Linked DNA regions of Homo sapiens: region 1 is linked to region 2. A link is a loop called in an ENCODE intact Hi-C map of the cell type or tissue named here. Cell type or tissue: IMR-90. All regions are shown on one strand. Each heading gives the region's core, and the rest is flanking DNA. Links, peaks and the distances in the headings are about the cores only. Region 1 has its middle 80 kb from the start of LINC01173. Region 2 holds the start of LOC105373936 (a long non-coding RNA gene).

Region 1 (11,546 bases), core at 3,127-5,626, 130 kb before region 2:
TATAAGAAAAGACAGAGAGAGAGAGAGAGAGAACGAACACACAAATACCCCATGAAGACACAGACACAGAGGGCAGAAGGCTGTGTGAGGACAGAGGCAGAGGTTGGAGAGATGCCGCCATAAATCAAGGAACACCTGGAGCCACCAGGTGCTATTTCTTGCCTAAGATCCTCCAAGCAAGGATTCCTCCCTAGGACCTTAAGATGGAGCTTGGCCATATGACACCTTGATTTTGGACTTCCCATCTCAAGAACCATGAGAGAACAAATTTCTGTTGTTTTAAGTCACCCAGTTTTACAGTCCTTTGTCATAGTCATTCTAGGACATGCATATACCATCTCAAGGGGTTGTCTGCTTATGTTTGTTTTATGTGTGCATGCATGAGCTTTGTAATCCATCCAATCACATCCCTCATTCTAGTACAACAGGATCCCAAGTAACCTCAACTTTCATAATTATGATTAGAAAAATAAGTAAACATCTGACACATTTCCTATTTTTCTGGGTTATAAAGTCTTATCTGCTCTTCATAGGATCCATGGGGAAGGTAATGTGTGCACAGTTCACACACATTCAGCTCACTCTCCACCATAAGTGTTAAGATTTCAAGGGAGGTGTGGCCATTCCCAGTTCACACTGAGGCCCAGAAGACTGAATGGCTCCTGTAGTTTAGAACTAATCAGAGTGACTCTTTGGTTTCTGCCAATGAAGACCCAACCCAAGTAGCTCCAGCAAAGGGGCAGGTGTTTCCTGTGACCCCCCTCAGGGAGGAAAGCCCAGCTGGCCTTGGCAATGGTGGAATTTGGGCTCTGTCCTTCTTCCTAGTCAGTGCCCCTCGGAGTGGGCTGCTCTCTCTCCTCCCAGCCCCACAGGGCAGGAGACCTGGCTGCTCACATCAGCCCATCTTGGCCACTCGAGAAGAACTGACTGGCTTCCCTTGATTCCTGGTAGAAAATCCTGGGAAAAGATGGCTTGAATCATGGTGTGTAGGTTCTTACATTTGGATCAGTCACCTGTGAGCAGAGATTGGAGCCCTGTGATCAGCCAGGTGGGCATTTCAGCCCTAGACCACCACTGTGGCCAGGGAGTCAGGTTCTGGAGGAAGACAGCAGCTCCCAGTGGAACCACGTGATTGGAAGGAGTTTCCCAAAGGGGCAGACAAATGGATGGCGCCTGCTAGGAGCAGAGCTGGAAGTGGTAGCTGATAGAGCCAAGATCCTCCCCTCACTTGGGGGGCGCATGTGGGTGTTTAGAGGCCCAGTACTGTACTCTGAAGTCCTCAGCAATCCTTTAAGAATGTGATCCTGGTTCATGCCTGGTGGTCATTTAGATGAATTTGATGAGATTTGCTCACAGGCGACCTAGAAGCCAGTACTGTGTCTACAGGGAGTAGACAGTCAACAGAAGCGGGTTAGATAAGACTGGGGTGATCTCAAGCTGTGTCAGGGCCCGCCATGCTGATGCGGATCTTCCCCATTGTTACTCATCTCATAGGAATCACCCCCAAATTAAGGTTTAATCATTTATGCATTTGAAAAAAAAACCCATTTAGAATTTTACAAAAGATATTGTATTAGAGTTCTCCAGGGAAACAGAACCAATAAGATCACATAAAATTCACCATTGCAGAGACTAAAAGTGCATTTCTGTAAAATGGAACATGGCTACACCATTTAAGTCTTAAAGACAATGCTTTCCTTGCCTTGTTTGGATTAGTTTGATGGTAGTTCAGATGGTTTTGGCCATGATGTGAAACTGCGTTTGCTGTATTTTGCACACATGCATCAAGCCTTATTATTAAAAGACAGAGCTGAGATATAAAGATTGCAGTTTGCACAATACAAAATACTGTTTTTTTAAAAAAAGTTATGTTCCTTTATATAAATAATTTTTAAAAGTTCTTTATTGAGAACACTATTATTGCAGAAAGAAAGATAGCATCCTCTATAATTAAGAGTGAAAACATTTCCTCATGGTCAATATTTACTGTCATGTCTACTATTAACTTTCAGAAACTTCCCCTCTGTAACAGAAACATGAACTGAGAAAAAAAAAAGGAAAAACTAATTAAATCAAAACTTTCTCTTTTAGTTTTCTAAGATTTATCAGTGGTTAATTTTAGGACAAAACTACATTTGAGCATTTACCACTAAAGTAATACGACAAAAAGTCTTAATGTTTCATGTTGGGTTGTAACATGATTCTAACACTGGAATGGTGTTGGATTTAGTCACCATTCAGCCATCCACCTTTCTATGAATCCATTCTTCCACACATCTCTCCTTCAAATATTCATAGAGGACCTAGTAGATTCCAGACACCATCCTAACTTCTGGGCATGAGACATAAATAAGAGATTCCCTACCTTCAGAAGGCTTCTCTTCTATTAAGTGATGAAAAGACACAAAATAATTATTCTGTGAATGGTAAGTACTGCAATGGACATGAGGAGATGTTACTTTGGGAGCACATTGGGAAGGACGTAATCATAGCTACCTTCACCTGAGCGAGCACTCATTAGGTGAAGGGGTTTACATAGATTATCTCATTTCATCCTCTCAATAGCCCAGTGATGCAGGCACTGTTATCCTCCTCTTCATTTTACAGGGGAGGCCACTGGGACACAGAGGGTTGGAATATCTTACCCAAGATCTGACAGCTAGGAAGTGCAGGAGCCTCCTCTCGGGTCCTACATTCCATCTGAGGACTGGATCCTGCTGGAAGAAGGAAGGAGGTTTATCCAGGGAGGGTGTGCAGGTAGGAGGCTGTCGTGATTCATCACGGGAAGTCAATAAAGGGTGAATAAGGGCAGTGGGAGGGGCCAAGGACAGCAGTGGGGATGGTCAGAGGGGCCAGCACATCACATGAGATGACCGACTGGCTGTAGGGTGTGAGGGGAGGAGGGAGGCCAGTAGAGTGCCCTTGTTTCCAGCTGGGGGCTGCCATCAAAGCGGGCACTGTTCACTCAATCAGGAAGGAGTGCAGCAGGTGGAGGAGGCTGGGTGGGAAGCAGGTGGGTTCAGCTGTAAAATAAACCTTATTCAGTTGATGACCATGCATTCTGAAGTCCCTGCACACTTTGAAATCTCTGAGAAGAGGTCCTGCCGAGTCCTTCTGCAGCTGCTCTCAAGCTAGGAACGGCGGGGCTGCTCCTGACCGCTGCTTCTCCCCCAGCCCTGGGTGGGGGGCTGTGAATACCCTTTGGGTCCTCTTCAGGCTTCTCAGGAGCAGGGAAGGAAGGCCAGCACAACTGCGGATGCCCTGGAAAAGCCAGCCCACAGCCGGGGTCCCTGTGAGACAGCAGGAATCTGTCAGTGTCCCTGAGGAATTGGGGATCCCAGAGTGGGGACAGGGAGGCCCAGGGGAGGGGCTGGGGAAGGGACAGCTTCTTGTAGCCACATCCACCAGGAGCCAAGCCCCAGGCCCTGAATTTCATCCAGATAGACACTCAGGAGATTGGGAATTTATCTTTGTGTCAAAGGTGCTTACCGGATTCACCTGCCAAATGTTGACTTTATGCCGATTTACATATCCTATGTTAATTAGCTTTCTTAATACTGATATTTCCTAGAGTGTTTGCAAGATATTGTGTCAGGGGAAAAATATTTTCTTGTTGCATGAAAGGTACTCCTAAACTCAGCACCTGGTGAACCAAGGGGGATCATCATAAACATGTTAACAGGAGGCCTTCTGAGCAGGAACCACAGCAGGGTAATGCAATCATGAAAATCCTGTAAATACATTCCATTCAACCAAACCTCCTTAAATGGCTTCCAGCCCACATTTCCTAAAGGTTGTAACTTACTCTTAAGATTACAAAGATCTGGCTGGGCGAGGTGGTGGCTCATACCTGTAATCCCAGCACTTTGGGAGGCTGAGGCAGGCGGATCACTTGAGGTCAGGAGTTGGAGACTAGCCTGGCCAACATGGTAAAACCCCATCTCTATTAAAAATACAAAAATTAGCTGGTGTGAAAATTAGCTGGGTGTGGTGGCACGTGCCTGCAATCCCAGCTACTCAGGAGGCTGAGGCAGGAGAATCACTTGAACCTGGGAGGCGGAGGTTGCAGTGAGCCAAGATCATGCCACTGCACTCCAGCCTGGGCGACAGAGCAAGACTCCGTCTCAAAAAAAAAAAAAAAAAAATTACAAAGATCTTTTCAATCAAATGAATTGTTATGGTTTGAATTGGGTGCCTCCAAAGGTGTCAAAGTCTAGCCCCCAGTGCCCAAGAATGTGGCCTTATTTGGAAATAAGGTCTTTGAAGATAATCAAGTTAAGATGAAGTCATTAGAGTTAGTTCTAATCCAACAGGACTGTCCTTACAGAAAGATGAAATTTGAACATAGAGACAGGCAGGCATAGTGAAGACACAAGGAGGAGAGGGCCTTCTGCAAGCCGAGAGAGGCCTCGAGAGACCCTCCCTCCCAGCCCTCAGAATGAATGAATCACCCTGTTGACACCTTGATCATGGACTTCCGGCTCCTAAAACTGTGAGAAAACAAATGCCTGTTGCTTAAGCTGAGCAATCTGTGGTGCTTTGATATAGCAACCCTGGCAAACTCATACATGAGTTATCTCGAAGTTTGCATTTCGAAACTGCATCATTCCCACATCTGTGCTGGAAAATTATAATGGCTGCTGGACTGGGACTATGTATACATGAGAGAGCATGCCGGAGTTTACAGTCGGGCCAAGAGAAGATATCTCTGCTGCACAAAACTGAAAGGCATGGTGAGAGATGAGAAAAGTGGCACCCTGGTCACACTCCTCTGTGCTATGGCCATGCAACCTGGCACACTTGCTTCCTGGAGCCTGAGGTCTTGTGGGGCTCCCTCCAGGCTGAGCCTGCTAATGACTTCCTTCGAGGGCTGAGCATCAGAGTCACTGCAGTGCTTGTGGAAAATGTGGTTTCTATGGCCCCACCAGCCCAACACAATCAGACCCGGAGGGTGGGGCTGCAGATGTGCATTTCCACGAACACTCTTCAGGGATTGGACATGCTCCATGGGAACTGGACGAGCAAGGCTTAACTTTGCTTCTGTCAAACTACAACACAAAGGCAGTGAGCTCTAAGGAGGGCTACTACGTGCTTTAGGCCACTTCCGGAACCCTAGGACTGTTAATTTATTTAATCATTAGTCTGGTATTTTTAAAAAAGTCATGATTTCTTTTCTCGCCAATAAAAACACTGCTATTCTCTATGCATGCCTAAATTCTTTTCAGAGCCAGTTAACATAATTTATTTAATACGAGTCAAGATGACAATGAAGTAAATCAACTCTTGATTTGGTAACAGAGTTGCATTTCTCTGGGCAAGAGTAAGCTGAAGTAATTAACCAGTACCTTAAAGCTGATGATCATATTGCAAGAAGCAAAGAGAAATTGTTAATTTTTTTTTTTTGAGTTGGAGTCTTGCTCTGTCGCCCAGACTGGAGTGCAGTGGTGCGATCTTAGTTCACTGCAGCCTCTGCCTCCTGGCTTCAAGTGATTCTCCTGCCTCAGTCTCTCGAATAGCTGGGACTACAGGTGTCCGCCATAATGCCTGGCTAGTTTTTTTGTATTTTTACTAGAGACAGGGTTTCACCATGTTGGTCAGGCTGCTCTCAAACTCCTGACCCCAAATGATCCTCCTGCCTTAGCCTCCCAAAGTGTTAGGATTACATCTGTGAGCCGCCGTGCCTGGCCAGAAATTGTTAAAAATTTAATAATGAATATATAAGTTGGATAAAAATAGAGAAAAGATTGGGTAAAGATGATAAAGACCAAAATAGAAATTGTATGCTCCCAAGCACAATGTAGGATGAAGGAGACAGGAATTTGGAGTCAAAAATTCAGGTTTGCATTGCAATTCCAGCCTATGTGCAAATCAATCTGAGTCTATTTTATCATTTATAAAAATGATAATAGGAATAAGGAGAGAATGTTTGTGATAATGTGCAGCAGAATACCGCTCTCAGAGAAGTCTGTATTGGATTTCAGTTTCTTTTATTATTAAAAAGAAGAACAAGCTCTTACAAGGGTACTACATGTTTTGGGAAACTACTAAGAGTGGTCCTTCATTAAAAGCAGACATGGTATGTATTGGCAATCTTTCAAAAGTGAGTAATCACTTGCTGACACCTCGACCTTTATTGCTCGAGATGAGGTCTGTGGACCATCCCACTGACAGCACCCAGGAGCTGGTGGAGATGCAGAATGTCTGGCCTTACGCCAGACCCACTGGCCTGGAACCTGAATTTAAAAAGATTCCCAGGCGTATCACATGCACATTAAAACTGGAAAATACTGCCCTGGCCTGCTGGATTGGGGAGAGATTCAGGACAGGTTTTTGGCTTACAGAAACATAAAAGTGTCCCTACTAATGTTTATATATATGTGAGATACGATATAATATGATATGATATAATACAATATAATATAGCAGAACATAATATAATTTACCAATTCAAGAATTTCAAATTGGGTTAGACACTCCTCTTTTAAAAAACAAGTAGAAGATTTTTGGAAGCCGGTAGTGCAGTCGCCACATAGTTTTTAGATCTTCCTAAATCCCACGTGAAAACAGACAGAATATCTGCATAGCCAAACAAAATTAACGAACAACATTTACAAAAGAGCTAGATGACAAGATATTTTCATAACCTCTGAAATTTAGTTGGTGGGGACACATTGCCAGTAGCTACAAGACTTGTGTGTTATCAGCTTCTTGGGAGATAAATTGGAATGAAGAATCAGGGTGTCAGACCTTGGAAAAGGAGAACCCACAAAATAACCAACAGCTATTCACTGGAAAGCATGGTGGGCCAACCAGAGAAGAGAAGATTAGAGTAGAGTATTTTACCTGCTGTGATTGTAGAGAAATGCTCAGAGCCCTTGGTAAGGTCTGAAAGGCTGGAGGAGTCTGATCCTGAGAACACTTGACGCTGGCCAGCCGGAACTTTCTAGCTGGATAGGACCCTACAGTGAGGAGCAACTGCTGGAGCAGAATCATGTGGACATGGAGGTGAAGAGAACGGTTTAGATAAAAACAGGGCAAGAAAACACAGCCAGAAAATCTCAGAAAGCTAGCCTCTCTATATATAATTTAACATAAATAACACAATGTATACAAATATATATTTAACACTATGTGAAAACAATTCTAAAAATTCAGGTTAATTGAATTCACTCAAAGATGAGCAACCAAAAAACATCAAGATTAAATTCCATGCTAAGTTACTATAGTAACTTATGAAAAGAAGAGCAGAATAACATCCTTGTATACTAGGAAAAGATGTTTAAAATAAACAGATCAAAACTGTAACATCTTTTCAAAAGGAATTAAAAGACATTAAGAATAATATGCAAGATATAAATGAGAAAAACTCAGAATGTGGTGACAGAACTCAAGATTTATTGACTTAAGAGTTAGAAATAAGAAAGATAATCATTTCATCATAAAGATTAAACAGGCAAAGAGGATCCAAAATATGGGTAATAGGAGCCTCTGAGAAAGACCATCAAAACCTAGCACTAAAAGCAATACTGCAAAGAAAATTTCTTGAAATTGAAAAATACGTACTTGAAATTATGTATTGAAAGAACTCACTATGCTTCTGAGAGGATCAATGCAGACCAACTAACACCAAAACACTCTAATGCCATTATTGGACTTTAAAGAAAAAGAAGGAAAAAATGAGCCCTTGACTTATAAAGGAAAGAACATTCCATTGTCATTAGACTCTTTCACTGTATTGCTTTGTGCCAGAAGAAAATGGAGTAACATATTTAATATACTCAATAAAAGAAATAAACAGACAAGGTTTTAATCCAATAAAACTGTTAAGTGTAAGAGGACACAATAAACTGTTATCAACATGAAAACCTTCTGAGAATACTGTTCTTGTGAGACCCTCCTCAGAAAGCTACTGAAAAATGATTTTCAACAACCCAAATGACCAGAGAGTCATAAGGACTGTTGGTGAGCACTAACTACATATGAACTTGCAGGACTAGGGCTACATGAAGGTTAACAGGGAGAGAGGATGACATGTGCTGGCTGTATGGATGGACAATTAATATATGTTACAACCACTACAAAATAGGGGGAACATTGTTTGCTGTTATTAGTCTTTATAAGTAGTAGTGCTAGTGTTAATATTCTGAGACTGTTGTGTGTGTGATAAGGGATAAAGCAAATGAATAATTGTGGAATACTCTGATTCTATCATCTCTTGTGTTTTTGAGAGTGTGGATTCTTGGTATGGAAGACAGGATATACAGGTGTAATATAAAAGAAATTAAGTACAAACCCTTTAGTTCTGAATTTGAATTTAAAATATCAGTATAAACCAAAGGGATATTTTTTATGTGTATGTGCACATACACCCACACCTGCTCATCCACACACACACACCAAACACACACACACACACACTCCAGTTGTGGGGTATACAACTGGTCTAAAGGCCTAGATTCTTTATTAGATATATTGTAAGGAAGAGAAAGAATGGCAGGGAAATCAGTTGATTAAGAGACTTAAAGTTCAGAGCAAGTTTTTAAAAAATGGGTAAGGCAGCTGGGTGTGGTGGCTCACACCTGTAAGCCTAGCACTTTGGGAGGCCAAGACAAGTGGATTGCTTGAGCTCAAGAGTTCGAGACCAGCCTAGGCAAGACGGCAAAACCCCATCTCTACAAAAAGAAAAAAAAATACAAAAATTAGCCAGGCATGGTGGCACACACCTGTAGTGTCAGCTACTTGGCGGCAGAGGCAGGAGGATTGCTTCAGCCCAGGAGGTCAAGGCTGCAGTGAGCCTTGATCGTGCTACTGCACTCTAGTCTGGGTGACAGAGATCCTGTCTCAAGAAAAAAAAAATGAGTAAGACTACAATTGTTGTGTCTAAAGATACACATCTTGATGGTGAAACTAAAGAAATGCAAGAGAACTTTTACCGAAGAAGCTGGGATGATGGTTACTTTTGATGGGAGAAGAGGGGCTGTGTGGGGATGGTATGGGGACCATGGGGGTCTTCTGGGTTGGCTGCAAAGTTTACAAGGCTCATTTTATAATAATTCATGAAATCACACATTTCTTTAGTGTAGATTCATCTTTCTGTGATTCCTCTATTTATCTTACAGTGAAGGGTAAAAAGACAAGCAGAAGGAAATAAACAACAGCACCAAATGCTCTCTGAAATGGTTAATCCCACTGACACTTACATCTGTGTTGATTGCTCTGGCAAGGCAGGTGCGTGGTGTTGGTACAAACAGTCCTGAGACCAGCATTTTCCTTCTCCCTGAGCCTTTGCTGGTTGAGTGACCTCAGGCCTCTCCTAGCGTCAGTTTTATCACACGTAAAGTACGTGTAACGATACTAATGCATAATTCACAGGGATGCAGAGAGGCTCAAGTGAGAAAATGAACTGCAAGTTCTTTCTAAACTGCAAAACCCTCTACAAACATTCCTTCTCATTATTGCTGAAAGATTGAGGACAGTGAGTTCCCCATAGCAATTATTTTTCTAACTTATTGCTTGTGTTGGCATATTCCCCTCTCCTGACCTCTTGTGAATATCTGATGTATGGGACAGGTATATTACCACTTTTAGGAAAGGCCAGCTGAACAGATATGCAATTATGAGGCCCTGCCTAGTTGCAAGCTTTAAGGGAGTAAAAGTTATGGAAACTTTGATCAAGTACTTAGGTTCATTAGTGGAAAAAAAAATATTTCCCTGCTCTTAGAGAAGTTATATTCTAGTAGGGCAGAAAGATGAAAAAGCAACAAGTAAGGAAAGTATGTAGAATGTTTGAAGGTGGTAAGGATGAAAAGTTGATCAGTGTTCAGGGAGCTGACAATATACTCTTTATATCGGCTGGACCATTGACCTGATAGAAAAGGTGCATTTGAAGAGAGACCTGGGGAGGTGAGGGAGGGAGCTGGGTGGCTATCTCAGGGAAGAGCATTCCAGGCAGAGCCAGCAGCCAGTGCAAAGGTACTGAGGCAGGAGTGTGCCTGGCACCTCAAAGGGAGAGCAGGGAGGCCAGTGTGGCTGGAGGGAAGAGAGCATGGGGGGACAGGAGGAGATGGGGAAGAAGGAGGGAGGCGGATCATGGAGGGCATGTGGGGTCATTGAAGACTTAAGGCTTAATTTTTCTCTAAGGGAAATAAGGAGCTGGGGAGGATGAGGAATGGAGGAGGGATATAATGAGATTTAATTATTATTATTATTTTTTGAGACAGAGTCTCACTCTGTTGCCCAGGCTAGAGTGCAGTGGCGCGATCTCAGCTCACTGCAACCTTCACCTCCTGGGTTCAAGTGATTCTTCCGCCTCAGCCTCCCGGGTAGCTTGGACTACAGGGGTGTGCCACCATGCCTTGCTAATTTTTTGTATTTTTAGTAGAGACGGGGTTTCACCATGTTAGCCAGGATGGCCTTGATCTCCTGACCGCGTGATCCACCTGCCTCGGCCTCCCAAAGTGCTGGGATTACAAGCGTGAGCCACTGCGCCCGGCCAAGATTTAATTTTTATTTTATTATTATTATTATTTTTTGCTTTTTTAAAATTATTATTATACTTTAAGTTTTAGGGTACATGTGCACAATGTGCAGGTTAGTTACATATGTATACATGTGCCATGCTGGTGTGCTGTACCCATTAACTCGTCATTTAGCATTAGGTATATCTCCTAATGCTATCCCTCCCCCCTCCCCCCACCCCACAACAGTCCCCAGAGTGTGATGTTCCCCTTCCTGTGTCCATGTGTTCTCATTGTTCAATTCCAAACTACCATCAGAAAATACTACAAACTCCTCTACGCAAATAAACTAGAAAATCTGGAAGAAATGGATAAATTCCTTGACACATACACTCTCCCGACTAAACCAGGAAGAAGTTGAATCTCTGAATAGACCAATAAGAGGCTCTGAAATTGTGGCAAAAATCAATAGCTTACCAACCAAAAAGAGTCCAGGACCAGATGGATTCACAGCCGAATTCTACCAGAGGTACAAAGAGGAACTGGTACCATTCCTTCTGAAACTATTCCAATCAATAGAAAAAGAGGGAATCCTCCCTAACTCATTTTATGAGGCCAGCATCATCCTGATACCAAAGCCGGGCAGAGAGACAACCAAAAAAGAGAATTTTAGACCAATATCCTTGATGAACATTGATGCAAAAATCCTCAATAAAATACTGGCAAAACGAATCCAGCAGCACATCAAAAAGCTTATCCACCATGATCAACTGGGCTTCATCCCTGAGATGCAAGGCTGGTTCAATATACACAAATCAATAAATGTAATCCAGCATATAAACAGAACCAAAGACAAAAACCACATGATTATCTCAATAGATGCAGAAAAGGCCTTTGACAAAATTCAAAAAACCCTTCATGCTAAAAACTCTCAATAAATTAGGTATTGATGGGACGTATCTCAAAATAATAAGAGCTATCTATGACAAACCCACAGTCAGTATCATACTGAATGGGCAAAAACTGGAAGCATTCCCTTTGAAAACTGGCACAAGACAGGGATGCCCTCTCTCACCACTCCTATTCAAC
Region 2 (11,546 bases), core at 5,249-7,748:
CAGCAGCAAGAAGTTAGGCAGCAGTGGGTAGATTTTCACATAGCCATGAGGTAGAATTTCAGCCATGCGGTAGAATGTTCTATGCCCATATGTTGAAACTAATGTGCACACAAAAAAGCTTACATTATTAGCTTTTCATTTATAGGAGGAAGAGATCAAGATATATCAGGCATTAAGAAGGCTTTTCTTTCCCCAGCACAACCTTGGATAAGTCACTCAGATTCTGCTTGAGTGTTTCAACCTATGCTACACAGAGGAAATATATGGCCTGGAACAGTAATGGATGAATGACATTGAAGGCTGTTTTGAAGTTGAAGAACAACCTAATTCAATGGCCATGGAGCTTCAGCAGTATTGAGCTATTAGTTGTTAGAGTACATTTAGAAATTTTAAATCTAGATGCTTGGGAAATGGAATATCATATTTACCTGAGCAATAACATTGATATGGAATGTCACAAGACAATTTGAGAAATCTCCAGGAAAACACTAATTTGACAATAATAGTTTGCACTTTTCTCACATTGAGTCCATGGCTTTTATAATGCCAAACTATAATCATGCCCTTGGGAAGACTAATGGGAATTAGGAGAGTTAATTATTAGTGGAGGCAAGAATAAGATTCAGAATGTTGTGTAAAACTGTCGACTCTCAAGGTTAGCCGTGACCTTCAGTTTCATCCAGTCCAACCCCTTGCTTAACTCTTGAATCCCTCTAGAGGATTCCTGCTGGGGGGTTGTGCCATTGGCAGCAAAGTCATTACAATTTGATGCAGTCTATTCTAACCTTTGTAGTGCTGACCTTTCAAAAGCCTTTATTTTGATTCTGTACTTTCTACTTACAGGTTCCAGCTGTATAATAAATAATCAATTGGAAAAAGTCTAACCTCTTTTCCACATGTATATTAGTTAGAGACAGAAACCACACCATTCATTGGAACAGGGAAAATATAATTTAATGTATTGCTAATTACAGAAAGTGGTTAATTACCTAAAAAATAAAAAAGGACTGTAAGAGGTCAAGAAGCAGGTACAAAGGAGCAGCTACTTATTGCAGGACAAAGAAAGTGGATAACAGAGGAACAAAAGACCAAGAGAGCCCCACCCCACACCAAGGCTGAGATTCAGACCTCACTGAAGAGAGCATGGCTACAGCAGGAACACACAGCCTGACATATGCAAGAAACTTGGCAGAGGATGGCCGGGCACAGTGGCTCACGCCTGTAATCCCAGCACTATGGGAGGCTGAGGCAGGTGGATCACGAGGTCAGGAGATTGAGACCATCCTGGCTAACATGGTGAAACCCCGTCTCTACTAAAAATACAAAAAAATAGCCGGGTGTGGTGGCGTGTGCCTGTAGTCCCAGCTACTCAGAAGGCTGAGGCAGGAGAATGGTGTGAACCTGGGAGGCGGAGCTTGCAGTGAGTTGAGACTGTGCCACTGCACTCCAGCCGGGTGACAGAGTGAGACTCCGTCTCAAAAAAAAAAAAAAAAAAAAAAAAAAAAACTTGGCAGAGGACACAGGCTGGTGCTGGTCTTTAGAAGCAGCTGCCATTGACAGAGGTTGTGGGCAGGTGGGAGTGGCTCAGAAGTGGCCACTGGTGGAGAGTATGGCTAGAGAGAGTTCCTCTGCAAAGGTGCTGGGCTCCTGTGTTAGTCTGTTTTCATGCTGCTAATAAAGACATACCCAAAACTGGGTAATTTATAAAGAGGTTTAATTGACTCACAGTTCCACAGGGCTGGGGAGGCCTCATAATCATGGTGGAAGGCAAAGGAGGAGCAAAGTCACATCTTACATGATGGTAGGCAAGAGAGCTTGTGCAGGGGATCACCTATTTATAAAACTATCAGATCTTGTGAGACTTGACTTATTCACTACCACAAGAACAGTATAGGGGAAACTGCCCCCATTATTCAATTATCTCCACTTGGCCCTGCCCTTGGCATGTGGGGATTATTACAATTCAAGGTGAGATTTGGGTAGGGACACAGCAAACCATATCATTCTGCCCCTGGCCCTTCCCAAATCTCATGCTCTTACATTTCAAAACCAATCATGCCTTCCCAATAGACCCCCAAAGTCTTAACTCATTTCTGCATTAACTCAAAAGTCCACAGTCCAAAGTCTCACCTGAGACAAGGCAAATCAAAAGCAAGGTAGTTACTTCCTAGATACAAGGGGGTACAGGCATTGGGTAAATACACCCATTCCAAATGGGAGAAATTGGCCAAAACAAAGAGGATACAGGCCCCATGAAAGTCCGAAATCTATAGTGCAGTCATTAAACTTTAAAGTTCCAAAATGATCTCCTTTGACTCCATGTCTCACATTCAGGTCATGCTGATGTAAGAGGTGGGCTCCTGCAGCCTTGGGCAGCTCTGCCTCTGTGGCTTTGCAGGGTAGAGCACCCTTCCTGGCTGCTTTCATGGGCTGGTGTTGAGTATCTGTGGCTTTTCAAGGTGCATGGTGCAAGCTGTCAGTGGATCTACCATTCTGGGGTCTGGAGGATGGTGGCCCTCTTCTCATAGCTCCATTAGGAAGTGCCCGAGTAGGTACTCTGTGTGAGGGCTCCTATCCCATATTTCCCTTCCACACTGCCCTAGCAGAGGTTCTCTATGAGGGCCCCACCCCTGGAGCAAATGTCTGCCAGGACACCCAGGTATTTCCATACAGCCTCTGAAATCTAAGTGGAGGTTCCCAAACCTCAGTTCTTGACTTCTGTGCACCCAGAGGCCCAACACCATGTGTAAGCCACCAAGGCTGGGGGCTTGCACCCTCTGAAGCAATGGCCTGAGCTGTAGGTTGGCCACTTTTAGCCACAGCTGGAACTGAAACAGCTGGAATGCAGGGTACCAGGTTCAGAGGCTGCATAGAAAAGGGGGTCCCTGGGCCTGGCCCAGGAAACCATTTTTCCTTCCTAGGGCTCCAGGCCTGTGAGGGGAGGGACTGCTGCAAAGGTGTCTGGCATGCCCTGAAGAAATTTTCCCCGTTGTCTTGGTGATTAGCATTTGGCTCCTGGTTACTTATGCAAATTTCTGCTGCCACCTTCAATTTCTCCCCCAATATGGGTTTTTCTTTTCTACTGCATTGTCAGGCTGCAGATTTTCTAAACTTTTATGATCTGTCACCTCTTGAATGCTTTGCCACTTAGAAATTTCTTTCACCAGATACCCTAAATCATCTCTCTTAAGTTCAAAGTTCCATAAATCTTTAGGGCAGGGGCAAAGTGCCACCAGTCTCCTTGCATAGCAAGAGTGACCTTTACTCCAGTTCCCAACAAGTTCCTCATCTTCATCTGAGACCACCTCAGCCTGGATTTTATTGTCCACATCACTATCGGCATTTTGGTCAAAGCCATTCAACAAGTCTCTAGGAAGTTCCAAACTTTCCCACATTTTTCTCTCTTCTTCTGAGCCCTCAAAACTGTTCCAACTTCTGCCTATTACTCAGTTCCAAAGTTACTTCCACATTTTTGGGTATCTTTACAGCAGCACCCCACTCTACCAGTACCAATTTACCGTATTAGTTTGTTCTCACACTGCTAATAAAGACATACCCAAGACTGAGTAATTTATAAAGAAGTTTCAGTGACTCACAGTTCCACATAGCTGGGGAGGCCCACAATCATGGTGGAAGGTGAATGAGGAGCAAAGTCGCATCTTAACATGGCAGCAGGGAAGAGAGGTTGTGCAGGGGATCACCTATTTATAAAACCATCAGATCTTGTGAGACTTATTCACTACAACAAGAACAGTATGGGGGAAACTGCTCCCGTGATTCAATTATCTCCACCTGGCCCTGCCCCTGACACATGGGGATTATTACAATTTAAGGTGATATTTGGGTGGGGACACAGCCAAACCATATCAGGTCCCATGCTGAATAGACTGCAAAGTGGAAGAGTTTCTGCTGCTGTGGCCTGATAGGGTCACTCCAGCACCCTCTGTTGATGAAGCCTAACATTCCAGCAGCTGGAGAAGGAGAAATGTTTACAAGGTCCAGCTATAGTCCCACAAATCAGGGCAAAGAAAGTTGGTGGATTTGGACCTGGGAGATGCTATGGCATCCAATACAACAGCATTCCTTTTATAATATAAAGAGACTCAATATGTTTTTCTAAGTCCTCCATTTGTTCTTTCACTCCACACCCTCTTCAAAAATCACCTCTAAATACATGATCTCAAATCCAAACCTAATATTTGGACCTGGGAGATGCTATGGCATCCAATATAACAGCATTCCTTTTATAATATAAAGAGAATCAATATGTTTTTCTAAGTTCTCCATTTGTTCTTTCTCGCCACACCCTCTTCAAAAATCACCTCTAAATACAAGATCTCAAATCCAAACCTAATATTTTCCCAAACTGTAACTCTGTATTTCCAGTAATTTGCTGGTTATCTACACTGGAGTCTCTCATAAATACTTAAACGCATTACATGTGGAGTTACTTTAGTTTTCACCCAACTCTTTTCAGTAAAAATATTTTTCCTGTCTTCATCTTATCCCAACATGGCAGATAATCTCCCTCATAGCCTATCAATATGTTGTTCATCTCACTTTGTCTTGTAAAGAATTTTTTCTCCTTTCTGACTCAAACTACCTTAATTCTGATTTCTTCCTGTTAGCTGCCAATCTGATCTTCCTGTTTCTAAGTTTCCCCTCAGAATCACTATATACATTACTATCCCCATTACTCAGATCATTAATTTCTTCTGCTCCAAAACCTTCAATGACTTTCCATTGCCTACAGTTAGCATTTCCAAGATGTATTTCACCTGTTCCAGTACTGCTTTTTGTTAAAAGCTCTTTTAACTTTAATTTTCAGTATCCACTGTACATCAGGAACTTCCAAGAGCAACCATTAGAATGTAGTAGCAATCAGCTGGGCATGGTGGCTCATGCCTGTAATCCCAGCACTTTGGGAGGCCGAGGTGGGCGGATCACCTGAGGTCAGGAGTTCAAGACTAGCCAGGCCAACATGGCAAAACCCCATCTCTACTAAAAATACAAAAATCAGCTGAGTGTGGTGGTGGGCACCTGTAATCCCAACTATTTGGGAGGGTGAGGCTGAAGAATCACTTGAACCCAGGAAGTGGAGGTTGCAGTGAGCTGAGATTGCACGACTGTACTCCGGCCTGGGCGACAGAGCTAGACTCTGTCGGGGAAAAAAAAAAAAAAGAATGTAGTAGCAATCGAGGGGAAATGAGGGCAGAATCCCTACTCCTGGATTTACCTGTTGGGGACAGGTATGCCTCACAGGCATCAGTCTCTCCATCAGGAGTCAGAATGGTGATATCAAAAAGAAGGCAATGTCTCGTCTCCTTTAATGGAAAAATATTTGTGCGTCACCAGAAGCTGCCTCCTGGGGAAATATTTATACAGAGATTTTATTAATGACGAGAGAGGTAAATAGTTCTGGATGTTTAAGACAAGGCAAACAGGTTTTCTTTGTTTTGATTCACCTTGTTTGCATGTTTCTATCCTCAGGGTAAAATGTTTTTATTGGTTCAGATTCTGTTTAACTTGGAATTAGATGTGTTTGTCTGCACGAGGAGCTCGGGTTTAAGGGTTCAATTTCTAACACTCCCCTATATAACTTGAGTCCCACCTCAGCACCCTGTATCCATGAGGGACGTCAGCGAACTGGACATAAAAGTCCATTCTGTGGCTGGGCCAGTACTTGGTTCAGTGGCTTAATTCGGGCCTTTTTGATTAGACTGGAATGGAGAACTCAGCCTGGGACTGTAGGCCCAAGTGGAATTTTCCACTTCCCCAGGAGTCTGAATTTGGGGGCAAGTACTCTATGCTATAAGAAGAGAAAGAAACAAAGACAGGGCTTTCCTCTACAAAGAAGCCCTGAATCCAGTTACCCTGGAAGGGAGGCTTTTTATGTGAAGTGAGTAGATGGGGTAAAAGAACACATACTGTGCTAACTCACAAGAGACAGATGTATAACACCAGAGTGCTTCTTTCTGAATTTATCATGGGAAAGGTGGATGGAACATGACTGATGGTACACAACCCCCTGCCTGTTCTCTCCTCTCCCAATCCTATTCTTTGTCCTGTTGAGAGCTGGCACCAGCAGCAGTGGCAATGGGACAGAGCACAGGAATTCGGGAAGACTGACTTGGCTGGTGGGAGAGAAGATCTGGCCACATAGACAGTGACATGTTCAGGAAGAGGCTGGATCAGAGTTTCAAGCAGCTGCAGAGCGTAAACAGCTCACACAGACACACAGGCAGACTTGGTGCAAGAAGCCTAGGGAGACTCAAAGAAAATAAACACATCTGCAAAATGTTCAACTGTGGTCAAGTCTATATACTGGAATGCTTTAGAACTGGCAGAAAAAAGATAAGCCATTAACTACATGCGTATGGGTGATTAGGAAGACAGTGTAAACTATGACTCTTCTTACAGCTTTAACGGTACAGGATTAGAAACTATTACAATATTGGGGGAAAAAAAAACATGAAACCCACAAATTAACCAAGTAAATGACTTTTATGATGACTGGCAAAAGTATGGACACACCAGTGTTTGAAAGTATTCCACACGTGTATGTGGTTATCCCCCCCTATACACACAGACTTGGGGTTAACTTCTCTTCATTTGTAGATCCACGGATCCTGGATCATTTCCCAGAAACCCGAAGACAAAGCTTATTTGTGATCTTACTGATCTTACTGGAATGTTTTTAGCAAGGCTGGGATTTTTCTCCCCAGGTGCCGGCTACACACTTAAACAAGACATTTTAAGATTCAACCTTCCGCTTGGTCTCTCCTGGTTTCTTACCAGCATTCACTCGCTTGCAACAGAGGATGCCTTACGCAGCGCCTCTTCCTGCCATCAGCATGGGGACCAGGCTGCTTTCCTGGGCCTAGAAGTCATTACACAAAACCCTTCTTTCGTTCAAAACAGATCCTCACTGTGGAGAACCTTTGGTTCTCAGGTGAAACCGGCGCCTCTGTAAATAGCTGCTGGGGAAAACTGCTTTCGTGGGTGGAAGCGAGGCTGGTGTGTGAGTTTTAGCATCAACAACCATCTGCTCTTGGCTGTGGCAGAGGTTTCCATGCCGTATACCCTGCAATGGAGGAATTCCCTTTTCAGTCCTGCTGTGAGCAAGAAGAGAGATCCCAGCAGGTAGGCTCCGATCCCCTCCCACTTTCTCGTGGAGCGCCTCCATTTACACTTCTGCAAACACCTCTTTTGTTTAAAAACATTTTGTTAACCTGGGCTTTGAATGACCAATGGTGAAAAAGAAGACTGATCCATTGCTAAGGCACTGATCATCCAGTTGGTTCAGATTCTTGCCCCTTCTGCCTGTTAGCCTTTGACACCAGAAGGTGAAGAAATGGGACTCAAACTTGTCCGTTTTCATGCTCATCTATTAGAAACTACTAGAAACTGAGCATCCTACCCAGAAACTGTTGTGCCTGTAGAAGTTCAGTGTGCAGGAGTCAAGACCTGCTCTCAGACCATGGATTTATCTCTGACATTGTAGCCCTTGTGCTGTAATTGTCTGGATGCATAAGAATGGAGACCAGTGATGTGCTAGCAAATGTTTAACATCTGGATTTGGGGGAGGAAGCCTTGGTTTGTAGCATTTGCTGCTTGCTGTCGTGTAAATACTTCCATGCTGGGTGTGGTGGCGTGCATCTGTAGTCTCAGCTATGTGGGAGACTGAGGTGGGAGGATTGCTTGAGCCTGGGAGGTGGAGGCTGCAGTGAGCAGTGATCGTACCACTGCACTCCAGCCTGGGTGACAGAGTGAGACCCTGTCTCAAAAACAAAAACAAACAACAGCAACAAAAACCATATGCTTCAGGGCTCTGCTCCTTGGGTTCTGGCAACCAGTAAATACATTTTAGTATGAGGTGAATTTAAGTTAACCCGTTATTGTTATCACTTCTTAAGAAAGTTGTAACCAAAACTATCTCAAATTGTGAAATAATTTTCATTCTAGGTACAACAATTATGATAATAAATAAATTATAAAAACTCTACCAGGCATTACTAGCTCTAAATTTAGAAGGTAGGGCAGGTGCTTGGGAGACTTGTGTTTTTCCCTGAGAGAGCACTGGGGAAACAACTGCCCGCAGATGAAACTGACCCCTCGCGGGGTTCCAGGTCCCGACCCTCATCAATTTCTCACCAGTGACTCAGAAAGGCAGTCAGAACAGAGGTTCTTCTCCCCAGTTAAGGAATGAGGAGTCTGGGAACCTTTCATAAAAGTCCCAGAGCTGGAAGTGACTTCGGCTTCCCAGCACGGGGACTTTTCCTGCCCCTGACACACGGAGCCGGCTGGCTGGTTCCTGGAATTTAAAACCAGCAAGGGGAATGAAAGCAGAGCCTGGAAATGTCACAGTTATTATGATTTGTTCTTGCTTATTACTTCACCTCCAACCGATTGTTTTCCTCCTCTTTGTGAGATTTGTTAGTAAACTTGCTTCTGAGACTGAGGAAGAACAGCATTTCAAGCTGCCGGGAGAGACAGGCTGGATGCTGAGCCAGATGTGCTATTGCTTTTTCTTAACATGCTGAGAGGTCAGGGGAGTGGCCAGCTCAGAACTGGATCTCTAGCCTGAGGTGTTTCACATTCCATTGTTTATTCATAAGCTGTTTTTTTAATATTTATTTTTTTATTTTTTCATTTTAACTACAAAGTACATCTATTTCCTTAGGGAGGCTACATTATAGAAACTTACTAAGCAGAGCATTATGAGTCTCTTAAATTCTTAGACAATTGGAAAGTAACCATTCTAGATAAGACAGTACCGACTGTGGGGTAACTTTGACTTCATTGTCCATGTAAACAATCACAGGTGTGCTTGGTTTATTGTTATCCACACTCCTGCAAATGTCCTGTAAATTTCTTCAAGTTTGCACTACGGCAGTCACGAAAAATTATTCTGTTAAGCCCGCTTTTCCCTCATCATGCGATTTCACTTTAAGATGTTTGGGTTGACTTTCAAATTCTACATCCTCATCTTATCCTCTGCACCTCTAGAAACCTGGCAGTTAGGCAGCTCTGAATTATACATGAATTATACATTTGTATTATACATGAATACAAATAATAATTCAAAACCAAAAATACCTCCTTTAATAATGAAGGTTGAACTGTGCCTTTGGACAATAACAATGTGCTCCAGAGTAAAAAAAATCTGCATTGGTTTTTGTGTGCCTGTTTCTCAACTACTGAAACATGCACACACACCTAACAGAACTGAAGAATGTTTTGAAAAAGACATCAGGCAAGAGGACTCCAGAGTTAACACAAACTAAGATAAGTCATTCAAGGGAAAATTTATGGTGAATGCTTATAAATATAGGCATAGTTCAGATGACCATGATTTTAATTAACAAAAGGAATTTATATCTCTTTGGCCTGCCTTTGAAAATGTTGTTCATCTTTAACAATCTGCACCATAACTTCTTCCCTTAGAAGACAGCTTTAATAGAATTTATGTAATAGAATTGAAATCCAGGCTCATTTTATGCAGAAACATTGTTTACAACAGGCCTCGTGTGTTTAATTTTGTTTTGACATTGATCTATTATGTGTGGGCCCCCAACAGTAAGTCTGAAATTGTCAGCAGAGAGAGAATTGAGTCATAAAATCTTAGAACTGGAAAGCATCTCAAGGCTCAATCATGACAGCCTCCTCTAGCAGCATCTACAGCGGGCCTCTGCCTCAGTACTGTGACAAGACATTATTTTGTGAATCTCAGATGTCTTTAGGTGATAGAAAGCCTCCCTCGGAAAAAGCATTCTGCAAGAGCATAGGATGAGGATTTTTAGTGGCTGCTGTTTGATTCAGTGTCATGATTCTGAGCACTTTGAGCTAGCTATGTGTTTGGTTGCATTTACTATATATGTGTATTATTTCATTTATTCTTTATAGCATATTTTCTTCCTTTCACAACAGTAAAAGTGAAAAAACAGGATAGCTCCCTGGTCCCCCTTGCAGAATGTGCCACAGGGGTGTGGCTCACCTGTTCAGTCGCTACCAATGCTCAAACCCCTGACAGGAGGGGTATCACACAGACGGGCAGGTGCAGGAACCAGGGCAAGCGCTTTCAGCTCTGGCCCTATGGTAGTGTCTAAGGGTGGGTGCCTGCAACCCCAGTGTTACAATGCTCTTTTAGTTACGTGGCCCACAGATGACTTAAGAGTTAACCAGCTCAGTGCCCTCTCTGCCTTTCTGCAAGGGCAGAGGACCAGTGTGACAGCTTTCTGTATCCTGAGCTCTTGTCCAGGGTCCTGGAAGAATCAGCTCACACGTGGACTTGAAGGATGAATGCAGAGTTTTACTGAGTAGCTTTCAGTGGGATGAATGGGGAGCTGGGAGGGGGATGGAGTGGGAAGGTGATCTTCCCCTGGAGTTTGGCCACCCAGCAGCCAAACTCCTCTCTGACCGCCCCCAGCTGAACTCCTCTCAGCGTTCAGACATTCCTTTTCTTCTCTCTTTCTCTGCCATGCCATTCTGCCATTCATCTGCTTGTTTTCTTGTCTCCTCATCTGCTCTTGGAGCCTGGGGCTCAGGGTTTATATGGGTACAGGACAGGGGGGCATTGCAGGCCAAAAGGCAACTTTTTGGGTGTGAAAACAGAAATGCCTATTCCCATTTAGGGCCACAAATTGACAGTGAGGCCTTTCCTAGGGAACCACCCTCTTCTACTCAGTATTTCCCTGTCTCCTGTCCATATCAGTAATCTGTGATTGCTAGTTCAAACAATACAGAAGTTTAAACAATAATAAAGGAAATAACCCTTTAGCATTCCTCCCTATCATTTTCATACTTCCTTACAGATTGTTTTTATAAATAGTTGATATTTTAATTGCCCTCCTGTGCATGTATTGGACATGCATATCTATTTTACTGTGTGTATGTATATATATATATATATATATATATATATATATATGGAGAGAGAGAGAGAGTAATCTATCACAGATTTCTTGAGGAAATTTACAAAAGAGTTAGTTTTTCATGTATTGATACAGAATTAGGTCCATGACAACTTTATATAATTTCATTAAAATTTTTTTTGTAATTTACCTATATAGATATTTAAATGCAAATATTTGATATCATACTACACACATTTTGTTTCATAACTATGTTTTCAAAAAATAAAAATTAAAAATCAGAAATTTTTTAGAAGGTAAAGAGATATAAATATTCCAGAAATATACAATCAGTTAATCCAATTGAAAGTTAATTTAGCATCTTGACAACCAAGGAAATAGAAAAATATGATGAGTTTTACATTTCTCATTATGTGATAAGGCAAAGCCAACATGGTTTCTGAAAAGAAACATATTTGGACACTAAAATCTATGTGGAATCCATTACATTGATCTTTATACACCTTCAGGTATGTAGGACAACCTATCAGACACTTCTTTGACTGTGATTTTGCAAAAATAGAGAAATATCCTCTATATAAGAGCATATAACTTCTCCCTCACAACAACAAAACACCAAAGAGCTGAAGACTTAATTAAGAAATTGCTTTACATAACAATAGCAAATCTGGC

The links. Hi-C counts contacts between places; a loop is a spot of excess contacts. Peaks named below come from ENCODE experiments on the same cell type or tissue, not always from the same donor. Only the 100,000 strongest peaks of a DNase experiment are listed, where the experiment ranks them.
Region 1: it touches region 2 in a loop (4-fold over the local background); 1 of 110 quality-filtered maps calls a loop at or near these places.

What each region holds. Positions count from the first base shown.
Region 1 is chr2:234,756,741-234,768,286 of GRCh38, reverse strand. No RefSeq gene overlaps it. Among named protein-coding and RNA genes, the nearest start is that of LINC01173, 80 kb to the right of the region's middle. RefSeq lists an enhancer at 2,246-3,445. In IMR-90, for the core only: no CTCF peak of the experiment used is centred there; DNase peaks (open chromatin) are centred at 4,556 and 4,986; H3K27ac peaks cover 1,305 bases.
Region 2 is chr2:234,627,878-234,639,423 of GRCh38, reverse strand. LOC105373936 (a long non-coding RNA gene) reads left to right here and starts at 6,716. Exons shown (of 3, transcript XR_923998.3): 1 at 6,716-7,143. In IMR-90, for the core only: no CTCF peak of the experiment used is centred there; DNase peaks (open chromatin) are centred at 6,273 and 6,543; H3K27ac peaks cover 1,738 bases.